2 separate regions of the Homo sapiens genome follow, and region 1 is linked to region 2. A link is an interaction called in ENCODE POLR2A ChIA-PET data of the cell type or tissue named here. Cell type or tissue: MCF 10A. All regions are shown on one strand. Region 1 overlaps ANKRD29 (ankyrin repeat domain 29). Region 2 overlaps LAMA3 (laminin subunit alpha 3).

The links. Peaks named below come from ENCODE experiments on the same cell type or tissue, not always from the same donor. Only the 100,000 strongest peaks of a DNase experiment are listed, where the experiment ranks them.
Region 1: POLR2A ChIA-PET joins it to region 2 with 8 read pairs; 3 of 35 experiments call an interaction of 5 or more read pairs at or near these places.

Annotation. Positions count from the first base shown.
Region 1 is chr18:23,649,358-23,654,357 of GRCh38, forward strand. All of the region lies in intron 1 of ANKRD29 (ankyrin repeat domain 29), which reads right to left. Among named protein-coding and RNA genes, the nearest start is that of ANKRD29, 11 kb to the right of the region's middle. In MCF 10A, no CTCF peak of the experiment used is centred here; a DNase peak (open chromatin) is centred at 2,124.
Region 2 is chr18:23,700,798-23,705,797 of GRCh38, forward strand. All of the region lies in intron 1 of LAMA3 (laminin subunit alpha 3), which reads left to right. Among named protein-coding and RNA genes, the nearest start is that of LAMA3, 14 kb to the left of the region's middle. In MCF 10A, a CTCF peak has its summit at 2,462; a DNase peak (open chromatin) is centred at 2,454.

The DNA.
Region 1 (5,000 bases), 51 kb before region 2:
TGTTGGATTCCAGACACCTGAGCCACCACATGGCTATGAAGAGCAGTGTTGTTGATAATCCAGCACTATTAATAACCTATTTCCCACTAATGTTCTCACTTTCCTGCCTCTGTTGTGTTTTTGTTCACCCAGTTTCCTTTTTGCTTGAAATGAATTTTCCTCCATCCTTCAAGGCCAAGGCTCTGCTCGAATGCTATTTCCTCCCAGAAACACTCCAAATCTTTCCTCACCTCTAAGTGGGGCAAAATTTCTCCCAATTCTGACCTCTCAAAAGAGTTTACCTGCCCGTTTCCTAAGCCCTCAATGCTTTCTATCTGATTCCAACTACCTGTGTGAATGTTTCACTTTTCCTCCACCTAATTTTCTTTTTTTGTTTGTTTGTTTTGTTTTTGAGATGGAGTCTCACTCTGTCGCCAGGCTGGAGTGCAGTGGTGTGATCTTGGCTCACTGCAACCTCCCCTTCCTGGGTTCAAGTGATTCTCCTGCCTCAGCCTTCTGAGTAGCTGGGACTACAGGCGTGCGCCACCATGCCCAGCTAATTTTTGTATTTTTAGTAGAGACAGAGTTTCACCACGTTGGCCAGGATGGTCTTGTACTCTTGACCTCGTGATCCTCCCGCCTTGGCCTCCCAAAGTGCTGGGATTACAGGTGTGAGCCACCGTGCCCGGCCCCTCCATCTAATTTTCTTTGCTTCAGCTGGAACTTGCCAGAGGTTTGACTTGAGAACAAGGAACTTAGGGCAAATAATGCCATTACATGTCTTCATATGGATCCTTCATTCCACTGTTGGATCGTTTTGTTTGTTTGAGACAGGGACTCACTCTGCTGCCCAGGCTGGAGTGCAGTAGCATAGTTATGACTCACTGCAGCCTCGACCTCTCAGGCTCAAGCCATCCTCCCACCTCAGCATCCTGAGTAGCTGAGACCCCAGGCGCATGCCACCATGCCCGGCTAATTATTTTATTTTTTGTAGAGAGGTTCTCGCTGTGTGGCCTAGGCTGGTCTCGAACTCCTGGGCTCAAGCAATCTACCCACCTCAGCCTCCCAAAGTGCTGGGATTACAGGCGTGAGCCACTGCACTGGGCCTACTGGGTTATTTTAAAGCTACAAAGTTAATTTTGGAGCCATACCTATGGAAAGCATGGAAGTGGAAAACAGGTCTTCTAAATGGGTGGCAGAGCTGACTGTAGTACAATCTTCTTCTCTAAAATAATTGATATGAGTTTGTAGAGAACAGTCGACGAGAGGGAAGAACTGGCTTTGGGACCAGACAGCTCACCCCAGCCCTGCACAAGTAAGTTGGCCCTTGGGAATCTCAGTTTCCTCTTGCTTAGATGGAGATCACAGTACCTGCCTTGAAGTTGACGGTATTAAATGATGCTGATTTTTGCCTAATATTGTACCCAACACACCATAAATGCTGATTAAGTGCCAGTTTCCTTTCCTCTATTTACTTTTCTTTACGAAGTCAGAATCAATAGGCAAAATTAAATCCAGAGTATTGGTACTAATAAAGAATTTTGATGGTCTTAGGAAATTTTATAAAAGTATTCACATTGTTTAATGAAAGCATTTTTTGTGAGTGGGTTTAAAACATCTACGCGACTCAAAAGGCCTTTTGCGTAATATGCCTTTTAAATATATTGATATCGTATTAAATACAGTGCTTTTTCTAAGCTCAAAAGAAAATACCAACAATTTCAGCTACTCAACAAGCCCTCTAAAATGAAAGGACAGTGGCAGCAGTATTTGTGGGTGTGAGGATTTCATTTCAGAAGTCCTTCAGCACATACACAGGCGTACGCCCTTGTACATACCTGAATGAGAGAATGGCAGGGTGGAGAGTGATAAGCTAACAGCAAACATACTTTGAATAGTTTCCTGGCTCATTTAGAAGGGAAAAAAATCACCTCCAATTTCAGATGAACAATTTGCCTTTCCTGACCGTGTAAATTTTGCTATCCTGGAGTTTTCAAGGCAAACTGCAACCATGGTTTTCACACCAGTGTTGCAGCTTAGGCACCAGGCTGGGTCTAATTTGTTCCAGCTGTCAGTAACTAGGCAAAGAAATGGCAAGGGAGGTTTGACCTGTATAATGAATCATGAAACAAAGCCTTTTAACAAAGAGATTGCACAAGGCCAAAATGAAGTCTGGTAGGGTGAATCAGGCAGACAATGTAATATGCACCAGGGAACAGCTCTGCTAGCTTTTCCTGAAAGGTAAACACACAAGAATGATAGACTGTAATTCATTTTCAGGGACTCTGTCATTTCACTTTAACCCCAAATACCTTCAAAAGACCATCTGCAAACAGCAAGTGTCTATTGTCATAACAAGATCTCTAGTCGGGGCCTCTCCTCCCTTTAGGATGGTCTTGGGGATTCCTCTCCAGCTGGGCTGGCCATCCTGGTTTTCTATAAGGTTCTAGAAACCAAGCTTTGTGAAAAGCTATAAATATTTCATTTTCCTTCAAGGGCTTAATTTACTAAGAGGCAGCAACAGTGGGTATGGGAAGATTAGACAGACCAGAGACATTTTAAGGAGCTAAACTCCACAGCCTTGGTCTGTGATTGTATGTGCAGGAGAGGAGGGAATAGGAAAGTGGATTGACTCCTGATTTCTGGTTCCAGTGCCTGGCTGATCTTGGTGCCAATTCTTGAAGATTGGAAACACCGTACGAAGGACAGGCTTTGGAAAAAAATGATGAGTTCAGGGTTGGACATGGTGGGTTTCAAGTGCCTATGGGGCATCTAGGTGGCAATGTCTAGCAAAGAAATGGGCAGGTGCTCCTGTCACCCTATGGCCGGCACATTTACTGGAGGTCAGGAATCTTGAGCTAATGCTCACTCAGTGCAAAGTGCTTACTCTGGACCACGTGGCGTATCTTCTGCATACACTAGCTTATTTCATCCTCATCCTTGCTCAGTGAAGTGGGCACTGGGACGACCCCATTTTACAGATGAGGAAAGTGAGAAATGGCAAGTCAGGCTTCAGCAACAGGCAGTCTCTTGCTTGAGGCTGCCCTTTAACTCCCCATCACACTGTTCTGCCTCCTGTGGAATTCTTCTGTGGATAGCAAGGAGTAAGGCAGCAGTGACCCCCGGTGACCTCCTTCCTATCCTCCATCCCAAGCTCCTCTCCAGCTAAGATGGAAAGTCCCCAACGTTCCTTCTGTTTGGGGTCTATACACATCACATTCCCTGGATAACTTCCAAATCTCCTCTCAGTATGATATGCACACAATCATAAATGGTGTGGCGAGAGATGGGGCCAGTCCTCTAGCCTTTAAAGGAGACAGTGCACGTGAAAATACATCACAGAAACTGTAAAGCACTTTACCAAGCATGCTATTACTATTTCACCTCTTTCTTGATTTTTCTGATCTCTACAATAAAACCAAGGAGCTTCTCTCAGGCTTGCTGGTTCCAACCTTATAAGTAACAGCAAGGACAACTAAGTTGAGATCTTGCTCTGTATCAGGCAGTGTGCTAAACAATTTACTGCTTTAACTCATTTAATTCCAGGAGCAGCCCCATGAGGTAGTACAGTCATGTAATATATAATGATAGGCTGCATAAATGATAGTGGCCCTGTAAGATTATGATACCATTTTTTTACTGTACTTTTCTACATTTACATATGTTTAGATATGCAAATGCTCACCACTGTGTAACAATTGCCTACAGTATTCCATTCAGGAGCATGCTATAGAGTTTTGTCACCCAGGAGCAATAGGCTACACCATAGAGCCTAGATGTGCAGTCGGCTACACTCTCTATGTCTGTAGTAAGTGCACTCTATGATGTTTGCGCAATGAAAGAATAACCTAATGTGCATTTCTCAGAATGTGTCCTTGTTGTTAAGTAATGTATGACTGAGATAATTATTCCCATTTTTTCTTTTTATTTAAGATGGATAATCTCACTCTGTCACCCAGGCTGGAGTGCAGTGCCATGATCTCGGCTCACTGTAACCTCCGTCTCCTGGGTTCAAGCGATTCTTCTGCCTCAGCCTCCTGAGTAGCTGGGATTACAGGCACCTGCCACTACGCCCGGCTAATTTTTGTATTATTAGTAGAGATGGGTTTTCACCATATTGGCCAGGCTGATCTCGAACTCCTGACCTCGTGATCCGCCCATCTTGGCCTCCCAAAGTGCTAGGATTACAGGCGTGAGCCACCGCACCTGGCCTAGTCCCATTTTTTCTTTTATTTTTTACTTTTTAAAGGAAGGCCCCTCCTCTCCCCTCTCCTTCCCTTCCCTCTTCTCCCCTCCCCTCCCCTCTTTTATATGGAGTCTCGATCCGTTGCCCAGGCTGGAGTGCAGTGGCGCAATCTGGGCTCACTGCAACCATGCCTGACACTGACCATGCCTGGCTAATTTTTGTATTTTTGGTAGAGCTAGCGTTTTGCCACATTGGCCAGACTGATCTCATACTCCTGGCCTCAAGTAATCCACTTGCCTCAGCCTCCCAAAGTGCTGAGATTACAGGCATGAGCCACCATGCCTGGCCTATTATTCTTATTTTTAAGATGAGGAAATTGAGCATAGGAATGAGTTAGTCAAGGTCACGCAGTAAGGATCTTGGCTCATCCAAATAACAGAGCCGGGATTTAAGTCCAAGTTTGGGCTGGGTGCGGTGTCTCACGCCTGTAATCTCAGCACTTTGGGAGGCCCAGGCGGGCAGATCATGAGGTCGAGAGATCAAAACCATCCCAGCCAACATGGTGAAACTCCATCTCTACTAAAAATACAAAAATTAGCTGGGCACGGTGGCACGCACCTGTAGTCCCAGCTACTTGAGAGGCTGAGGCAGGAGAATTGCTTGAATCCGGGAGGCGGAGGTTGCAGTGAGCCAAGATCATGCCACTGCACTCCAGCCTGGTGACAGAGCGAGACTCTGTTTCCCCAGCCTCCACAAAAAATAAATAAATAAATAAATAAATAAATAAATAAATAAATAAATAAATCCAAGTCTGGACTGGACACGGTGGCTCACG
Region 2 (5,000 bases):
GGTGATCCTCCTACCTCAGCCTCCTGAGTAGCTGGAACTACAGGGGCGTGCCACCATGCCCAGCTAATTTTTGCAGTTTTTGTAGAGTTGGTGTTTCGCCATGTTGCCCAGGCTGGTCTCAAACTCCTGGGCTCAATCTATCCTCTCATCTCCGCCTCCAAAAGTGCTGGGATTACAGGCATGAGCCACCACGCCCTGTCATAAGTGGTAACTCTAATTAAATATTGTTGAGAAATCTATTTTGGTAAGAAAGTCAAAATAATAAGACACTGATAAAAGGGGTCAGATGTGATGAGGTGCGGAGATTAGGAGAATGAGGCATTGTTGCCTGGGAAACCTCTTTTTGAATGGAAATAAATCATAATGAAGAAATATATTGTGACCAAAAGAATAACTCTCACTTCCTTTTTCCTCTCTGATTTGGCCATGATAAGCAAGGAAGGTGAGTACCTGAGAAGTCTCTGAAACTGGTGAGACTCTGCCCAGAGATGGAAGAGCTGAGTTGGGCATGAGTGGAGCTTTCTGGCCAGAGCGGGCAAGTGGTCAGAAGTTAGGAGCTGAGAATAGGTTCTGGGGAGGCCCTGCTCATGGAACACATGGATTTCCATTAGGGTAGAAGAAGCGAGTCTAGATTTCATTAGACTGTGCTTTCTAATAGCTGAATTTAGTGACACAGGTATCAGTCTGCAATTACTGCCTTCCTTCCTGTGGTTGGTTAAAAACTTCTGAGTAACTAAATATAGTTTCTGCCATTTTAATTTATGAATCAAATCAACTAATACTGAGTGCCTACCCTGTGCCAGATACCAATCTAGGTTTATAGTAGTGAGCAAAATTGATGAAGCCCTGCCCTCAGAGCAGTTATAATCCAATAAAGAGGATAATTTAAAAAGGAAATGATTTGCAATTTCCGCTGAGGATGAAGAGAAGCGGGTAGGGGAATAGACACGGAGATAGAGGGCAGCACTGCTTTAGATGGAGTTGCTAAGGAAGACTGCCGAAAAGAGACTTCAGTCTGGGAGAAGCGTGTTCCTGGGAGAGCGAACAGCATGTGCAAAGACCCTGAGGCAGGAGCAGCCTTGGAGTGATTGAGAAACAGCCAGAGAGTCAGTGTGGGTCAAATGGAGTGAGTGGGGGAAAAGTGCGAGGTTGTTTCAAGCACATTTGTTTTAATCCTGATCGGAATGATCTAGAAGAAATGAGATGCAGTGGGGAGAGAGAGAGGAGAGAGAGAGACAGAGAGAGTGAGTGTCAGGGGACAGGAGCTTCTCCATACCAACGGTAGGCAGGTATATGGGTACAGATGTTGTGAGGTTTGTAGATTATGAAGATGAGCAAGTTAAGCAAATTCACGAGGTGAGGGGAAGGGGGTGGGAGTTTGAGGAGCAAGGAGAATGTGTGAAATAACTTCCAGGAGAGTGAAAGAGTAAATATAGTGAAATATTACATCAATATAGAAAAACACAGTTCTCAGTTGTCTATGGAGGGAGAAGACTAACGGCAAGCATCTTCCTTTCTAAAGGAAGCTTCTTTCTTCTTTTTCTAATTTTAGAGACAGCGTCTTGCTTTGTTGCCCAGGCTGGAGTGTAGTGATGTGATCATGGCTCACTGCAGCCTCAAACTCCTGGGCTCAAGGGAGCCTCAGCCTCCCAAGTAGCTGGGACTACAGGTGTGCACCACCATGCCCGGCTAATTTTTTTTGTGTGTGTGTGGAGAAGGGGGTGTCACTTTGTTGCCCAGGCCGGTCTTGAACTCTTAGGCTCAAGTAATCCTCCCACCTTGGTCTCCCAAAGTGTTGAGATTATAAGTGTGAGCCACCACGCCTAGCTTAAAAATATCCTCCTTACCTGGTTGTGTCTGACTCACAGGCTGGTGGTGCCCAGCAGGGGAGATACATGTTTTCTGGCCAAGCCCAAATCTCTGGTGCCCAAATCTCTGAGGCACCCGCAGATTCAGATGCTACACCTCATACGGCTAGACAGCTATTCCCCCTCTTCCTTGTCTCTTGTCTTCCCTTCTCCAGCATCCCCTCTTGGGCTAATTCTCAGGTTCTATCTTGGCTCTACCACTTAGACCAATTGCTCCACCTCTTTGTGTCTGTTTCCCTCTCTATAAAAGGGTCTGATGCTTGTGTCTACCTTGTAGATTTGTCATGGAAATTGAGTTAATGCATATAAAGTGCAAGGGGCCACGTCTGGCACATGGATGTTTCCTTTTGTCATTACTACCATCAATGTAGCTACTTCTATGACTGCTGCAGCACTGTCTATGGCTAGTGGTGCACCCATATGTGCCAGTCGTCACTGCCTCTGAGGTTCCCAGACTGCAGTGGGCAGAAGAATCCTTTGGAGTGCTTTTATAAAATTCTGATGCCTAGCTCCCACTAGAGATGCTGATTCTAAGTCCAGAAGCGTCTGCATTTCCAGCAAGCACTCCAGTGGTTCCAATGGTGGTATGATCACACCACCTGGTGTCTACTTCATGGATGACATCTCATTTAATCTTCAAACCACTGCGTAAGATAGGCAGTATTAACCCATTATAATAAAGAGAAAATGGAGCTCAAGGGAGTCTACATAATTCAACTAACGTTCCATAGCTGTGACTGGTAGCCATCAGGATTTGAATTTCCATCTATTCTACTCCAAAATGTAGAGTAGTTAAATGAGTTAAATGGAATGAGTTGAAATGAATTCAAAGGACTCCCCCACCTAGAATTTGGAGTTTTGCAGACAATTGCTTAACTGCTTCTTTTTAAAAAGGGGTGTGTCCAACATGGCACATGTATACATATGTAACAAACCTGCATGTTGTGCACATGTACCCTAGAACTTAAAGTATAATAATAATTAAAAAAAAAGGTGTGTGTGTGTGTGTTTAAATACCTGGAACCAACTTTGAGTCCCTTGTTTTAGCTCTCTCCCAAATCCCTATCTCTAGGAACCAGGCACATTAGAGATGTCATCTTCCACCCCCTGGTGCCATGAAACCTTGTGTGTGGGAGTCGCAGAGCTGGGTGTTCACCACTCACCCCAGTATATTTAGGATACGTTCAGGAAATTCACAGAACACTTGCCCAAATCTTCAGTAACCACACCTAAATGCCTTTGTGACTCTCAAAAGGGAGAATGCTCTGAACAAGGTCTTTGCAAAGGAGCAATTCCAAGTTAGGAAGGGAGCCCAGGATGTCCTATACATCAGGCCTCCAGCTGGCTTGGGTTTGGGCACTTGAGACACCATGGCCTCCGGAACCTTAGTGAGTGATGGCTATAGGAGCAGAGGTTCGTGGAAACATGAATGTGGTAATTTGTAGTGGGGCTGTTGATGGATGAACGTTGGTTAAATGCTTATCTTGCCGGGCTTTTTGTGCCTGCCACAAGGGCGTGCATCTGAACCTCTGCCAGACAGATTTCTCTCCCCAGCTGGGTCTCTTCCCATACATCTGATAGTGGGCAGGTGTATATAGAGTCATATAATTGTCATTCCAGGGCTGTTTCACACCGTCCAAATCTAAGACAGCACCTTTTGATGTAGCTCACAAGAGCAGCTTGGCCAGGAGGAAAGTGTTCCAGGCCATAAGTAACATTATCAGGCACACACGCAGTTCCTGGCCCCAGCACGACCTAGCTGTGTGGTTTGAGATGAAGCACTTCACCTCTCTGAGCTGTTTCTTCATCTTTAAGTTTTGAATACTTTGATATAAAGTTCACAGTGTTCTGGAGATTAAGCAAAGTAAAGCACAGTGTTCCTTTGCTGGGCTCCCACACCCCAGTGCTAGCTTGCCCCAGCATCTTTTGGTAATGTGCAGTGGTTGAGTTACTTCTCTTGTCTCCCACTAACTTTCTTTAGGGACAGATCCAGCTCTTAGTGTTTGTTTGTTTGTTTTTACCACAGTATCTAACATAGTGCTCTACCCATGGTAGGTAATTTGGATAAGTTGAATAAATGAATGAATGTTCAAACAAAAACCCCCAGAAACTACGTTAGGGAGCACTGCTATAATCATCCTCTAGCTTCTTGGAGGAATATAGTATTTACATTGTGAATTCTAAAGGCTTTTTAGTTAAGAAAGATCATAAAAAATGTTAGGAACTAGGAGAGACTACTTTTTTCCATCCTTCTGAAAAAGGGTAGGTCATTCTGTGGGCTTCTGGTTTATTCTCTGGAGACTGCCAAATTTGGAGCTCAACTCTGCTTAGTTGTTTATGGGAACAGTCCTATCTCCTTTCTTCATAGCCCCTTCCATTACATTTTCTGTTTCCCATCTGAATAGGCTAATAATATAATAGCCTTGGTGCAATTCCAAGTGTGAGTCCCTTGTTCTGTTTATCTTTCAGTGTTCTCATCTCTCTGTCTAGAATGGCATTTGGTACAGAGTAGATGATCATCATAGGTTTGTTGCATGGATGGATGAATAATTGAACATGGGAGTTCTCTGTTCCTTTTCTTCTCTGACTTCTATCAGTTTTTGCCCTGCTTTATTTATTTATGGGTGTTTTTAAAATATCGGACATCAGGCACGGAGTTAGATTATGGATTAGTCATAACACTCAGTTTATGAGATATTTATATACACAAATATATATTGCATACATCTGCCCACTACCAGATGTATGGGAAGAGACCCAGCTCGGGAATGTATTATCATGACATACACACACACACACACACACACACACACACAGACATATATGCATATATATATACACATACACACATATGCACACACACATACACATATATTTGAGACAGGGTCTCACTCCATCACCCAGGCTGTAGTGCAGTGATGCAATCATGGCTCACTGCAGCCTCGACTTCCCAGGCTCAGGTAATCCTTCCACCTCAGCTTCCCAAGTAGCTGGGATGCATGCCACCATGCCCAGCTAATTTTTGTATTTTTTGTAGAGACGGGGTTTCACCATGTTGCCCAGGCTGGTCTTGAACTCCTGAGCTCAAGCAATCCTCCCACCTTGGCCTCCCAAAGTGCTAGGATTACAGGT